Regions from separate parts of the Homo sapiens genome. Here region 2 is linked to region 1. A link is a loop called in an ENCODE intact Hi-C map of the cell type or tissue named here. Cell type or tissue: CD4-positive, alpha-beta T cell. All regions are shown on one strand.

Region 1 (2,500 bases):
CAGTGTGAATGCACTAAACGCCACCTCATCATTCATGTTAAAACGATCAATTTTGTTGTGTGAAATTCACCTCGATATAAAAAAAATTAAAACACAAAAACAAGAAATCTAACCTGGAAGATTACAGAAACGGAAAATGCCCCCAGGACGGTCTCAAAGTCAGTGCGGGGACTCCATTCTCTCTCTTCCAGTCCTCCTCATTTCTGGAGCCTGTGGGTTAATCCTTCCTTCTTACAACTCAGCTTTTCGTTGAACCTCCTTTTTTGTTGTGTTTTATCCACCACTTCTAGTGGGTGTAGCGAGATCATTCTCTGTCATTTCTGCCTGGCGTCTTGCTGGAAGTAGAAGTCCTCTAAGCTGTACTTTCTCCACGTATTTTTGCATGGACCTGGCCCCCAGAGCCGGATGGTAGAGGAAAGAGTGGTGAGCGCCCCAGCCTCCTCTCCAGCACCGCTGTGGCTGGGGAGAGGCACACACCCTCAGTGGCTTTCACAACCACCCTTCCCAGTGATCAGATAAAGCCAGCAATGCCCGCCCTCACTTCCAGTTCTGGCCCTCCACGCGTGTCTGTCTTCCTGACTGTCCACAGTGGTTCCTCCATCGCGAGGACATTATCCTTTGTGTTGTGTAGTCCTCTCTGTGCGCCTTTGCCTGCGCTCAGTCTCTGCCCCTTCGCAGTTCCGAGCTCCAGCCGTGGAATCCCAGAGCTCAGGCATGTGGGTCGACAGCATCGTCATGTGTCTGTGTGTGTTTCCACCGCGCTTTATCTAGAGAAGATCCCCGGGCTGCAGCCCTGAAGCCAGCAAGCGTCTGAAAGAGACGGTTTCTTGGCTGATGCTGCAGCCTCAGGTAGCTGATACTTCAGAACTGACAGAAATCCAAATAAAGCTGGCAGGTGTGGGGAGAGCTGAGCACCAGCGGAGGGAGAGTCGGGGGTCATGGAAACCAAATTCAGCCTTCCTACAACGTGGACCCTGTGTAAATTAGCATTTTTCTTCTTCCAGGAGCACATCAGTAAGATTAAAGAAAACCAAGGCCTATATTTTGTTTGTTATAACAAAATGTAACAAGTTTCCAGGATTTCATTGGCTGCACGCGCCTCGGAGTGTTCTCACTTGCTGTGTCCTCTGCTGCCATCTAGTGGTAGACGTGCAAATTTGCGAGGGAAACTTTTGGGCACTTAGAGACTCCCCCAAAACCAAAGGTGGAGCTCCTGAGGGCTGTGCATAGTGCGAAGGGGCCGGGGGTGGGGGGGGCTTTCAATGAGTGTGTATTTTTTGGAGGAAGGGCCCAGGGTGTTTATCAAAGCCATCAAAGCCATTTAAGAATCAAGACTGCCCCCCAAAGTCTGGGTAAAACCGTTTTAAATTAACCATTTTGGTAACTCCCACGTGATTTCAAAATGGTAAAATCGTAAAATTGGTTGTGTAGCCTAATTAAGTATAAGAAACGGAACTCTGATGATGCTGAGCGCAGGTGCAGGCTGGGCAGGTCACATTATCCTGTGTAAAAATATCCGCAGTGCCACCTGCCGTTTCTCCTCTGCCCTCCCAACCCTAAAAGCTGGAAGACGGGGCTCATCCAAAATAAAGGACAGCTCAGAGCTATTGAAGCACCTGGGGATCCGACTCCTCAGAGGTCACAGACAAGAAGCACACATGCCAGCGTTCTCAAAGAAGGGCGAGATGTTTTGGGGTCCTTTATGCTGCTGTAATCTGGGAACGCCTTAATTTTCCCCACATCGTCATCATGCTGATGTTCACTGATGGCTGCTGTCTGCTGGGAGCCCAATATGGGCCAGCTCATTTCTTTCTCCCACCACCCCTGTGTAAGGGACTGTCTTCCTCAATTGTACAAACAGGGAAATTGGGGCTGAGGAGTCCAATGACTTGCCTAAGTTCTGGTGCCAGGAAATAAACCCTGGCTGGCTGCTTGGGAGGCTGAGCTCCCTACCATGGTCCGTAGCATCTTGGGAGAGCTTAGCCACGTGGTGCTGGGATGGGTGCAGCAGCAGCAGGGACAGTCACAGCATTCTCAAAGACCCAGAATAACCAACGCCGGGACGCTCGCTGGGTAAAGACGGCTGCACCACTCCAGCCACAGCACCACTTGAAAGTGTCCAATTTTCTAGAATCCCATGCACTAATTTCACTGAGAAATTCATAGCTGATATCGAGTCTATCAACTGCCTGACCATGACTGTCTAAATGTGTCTTTTGAGGAACGTGCACAATCTTCAAGACATTCTGTCATCTGGTAAGCAGGGGTGCTGTGAGCACACGGAACACCTTTTGTGTTATAAAATTTGGCTGGCAGCTTTACTTGCAGTCCAATCATAAAAGACCCCTGAGGATCAAATGAATCTTGGTCATCCAGACTATGACCCCAAGTGCCGTGAAAGCGATGGTGCCTGCCTTTCACATTTCTCCCACAACACTGGGTCACTTTCTAGACTTAAAAAAAAAGATTCAATCCATATTTTTTTCCAAAAGGTTGGCGA
Region 2 (2,500 bases), 600 kb before region 1:
GGTGGGAAGAGGCACCTGCTGCGGCTGCGGCTGCGGCTACAGTGTTTTGTGAGCTCCGAGGAGACCCAGTCCTGCCTGGGGCAGCACATCATCGCTGCTTCTTCAGCTCAACAGTTCGTTCATCTCACGCCTCTTGCTGGCCTGTTAGAAACTGGGAGTCGGCCTCAGGCTAGCTTTGCTGAGGGAACTCTGCCTCAGTAAAAGCGAATTCATGTCTTGCAAGCGGGTAAAGCATTTGGATAAATGAACAACAGGGAATGCTACTTGCAGTAACAGTTTGAATTCACTGAAATGCTTTTGTCTTTAGCGCAGTGGTTGTAGTGGTTTGTCAGGGGAGAAGGAAACCCACATCATTTGAGCACCTGACCTTGCCATCCCCGTAGGCAGGTCCATGAGACATAAGTGATGCTCCTCCTTGGCTAAGTGCATGGAGGAACCAATCGCTGAAGCTCATGAAACCACGAAGATGAGGACACAAGAACTAGGTAACGCGCTGTGCCCTCTGCTAGCGCGATCCTTCCTTTCTCCCCACAACCAGCGGTCACCCACCTCTGCCTGCCCCTATGTCTCTGGCTCCCCCACCCTCCCTCCCAGGTCTTCAGCACTTTCCTCTTCTCGTGACTCATCTTGCATCTACTTCTTGTGTATCTTGCATTGGATATGCCAAAGTTCTTTCCTTTTTTGTGTTTTCTTTCTTTTAATAATATAAACTCCAAAATAGATTGTTTGATTCTTTTCATGTGGAACATTTAAAATATTATTTGTGCTTTATTACTTCTGAGAGTAATTGATTCTTTAAACATTGTCGGAGCTGTTAGTGTTGGTTAAAAGTTCATCTTCAGATACGGAACTGAACACAGCCCTGCTTCATTCACCGAGTTGGTTTGGGAGCAGGTGGAGTCATCTTAGTTCAAACCCCATCAAACAGGAGGCTGTTGTCCCGGCCAGCAGGTGGCGCACACCGTCAAGGTTTGTTTGGTGGATGGTTGAAGACAGTTTAAGAAGCCCAGCATTCGCTTCTATTCCCTTTGTATTTTCTCAGCTGAATTAACACCTATATTTCTGAGCTATGGTTAAGAGGGACAGTGTGACATAAATAACAAAAACACATTTTGCCATTTGGAATTTTCACATGCACTTATCTTAACTCCCCAGATCTTGAGATTATTTCTCTCAGATATTTTCTTTTGCTAATCTTTACATGAGTAATATTTTCAATGTGAAGACAAAGATATTCTTTCTACATTCCTTGTCCAGCATTATGCACATGAGGTTATATAATATTTGCTGATAGTTAATTAAAATCAACACATCTTTGGGATGGGCCGTAGGAGCGTAGAGGTAAGGAGATTGGGATGAAAAGGAAAGAAAAAGCTTCCAAGAGTAATTTTTACGTAGTAATTACCACAATTCCCATGGCCCAGGACTCTAAACTCACCAAGTCAGCGGCCGTGGAAGATCTAGACTGATGGCCACTGTGGGACACGAGCTTATGAAAGACGAATGTTGGTGGGACAGATCATAGCACTTATTCATTACTGATAACCACATTCGGGGATGGGAATTTGGACCTGATCTACTCAGTCAGTACAATTTTGGGGGAAATATCACAGCCAGTGTCGAGAATGCCATGTAGGCGATAATCATATGATAATTCTGAATTGGAGAAAAAATAATGAAACCACAATAATCAGGCTTTACATCATTTTTCATCTTGGAGCTTTTGTGTTTCCATAAAGGTAGAACAGGCACTGAGCGAAGGTTGTGCCATCACCACCTTCCCCGAGGCCAGCCAGAAGGAGCCGAGCATGGATAAGAAGGCGACCATCATCCGGTTTTCTTTTATTTATTTATTTATTTATTATAATTTAAGTTCTAGGGTACATGTGCACAATGTGCAGGTTTGTTACATATGTATACATGTGCCATGTTGGTGTCCTGCTCCCATTAACTCGTCATTTACATTAGGTATATCTCCTAATGCTATCCTTCCCCCCTCCCCCCTCCCCACGACAGGCCTGGGTGTCTGATGTTCCCCTTCCTGTGTCCAAGTGTTCTCATTGTTCAATTCCCACCTCTGAGTGAGAACACATCATCCGGTTTTCTAATGGTGACGTGAAGAAGATCAAACCCAGTCGGAGAGTGGTGTGTACAATGGATCTTTTTTGAAAAAAGATCTGTCTTTTTTTAAAAGAAATCAAAACTAACTCAGTTATTAGGAACGATTTTGCACATCTGTACCCCCTTTCCTCTGGGTGTTCAGGATGGGTTGGTGGGGACGAGCAGAGCACAGGCTGTGGAGGCGGGCAAGGCTCTCTATGAGCCAGGCTGTTCTGCTTCCTCGGTGCACTCAGGCAAGTGAGACCCTGTTGTCAAGACCCTCCGATCTGCACGGTGACACAAGAGTGCACCAGCACCCCTCCTGGCTCTGAGTTCAGTCATTGTTTTCAGCTTTTCTAAGCCTCTGCAAAATGTGGCTGATAATTAGGACCTAAGTCAA

The links. A loop is a pair of places that touch in the nucleus more often than their neighbours do. Peaks named below come from ENCODE experiments on the same cell type or tissue, not always from the same donor. Only the 100,000 strongest peaks of a DNase experiment are listed, where the experiment ranks them.
Region 2: it touches region 1 in a loop (13-fold over the local background); 4 of 110 quality-filtered maps call a loop at or near these places.

The regions. Positions count from the first base shown.
Region 1 is chr6:166,774,008-166,776,507 of GRCh38, reverse strand. It overlaps a transcript of RPS6KA2 not described here. Among named protein-coding and RNA genes, the nearest start is that of RPS6KA2-AS1, 130 kb to the left of the region's middle. In CD4-positive, alpha-beta T cell, CTCF peaks have their summits at 928 and 1,130 (motif pointing left); a DNase peak (open chromatin) is centred at 1,137.
Region 2 is chr6:167,370,451-167,372,950 of GRCh38, reverse strand. No RefSeq gene overlaps it. Among named protein-coding and RNA genes, the nearest start is that of TTLL2, 47 kb to the right of the region's middle. In CD4-positive, alpha-beta T cell, CTCF peaks have their summits at 886 and 1,145; no DNase peak of the experiment used is centred here.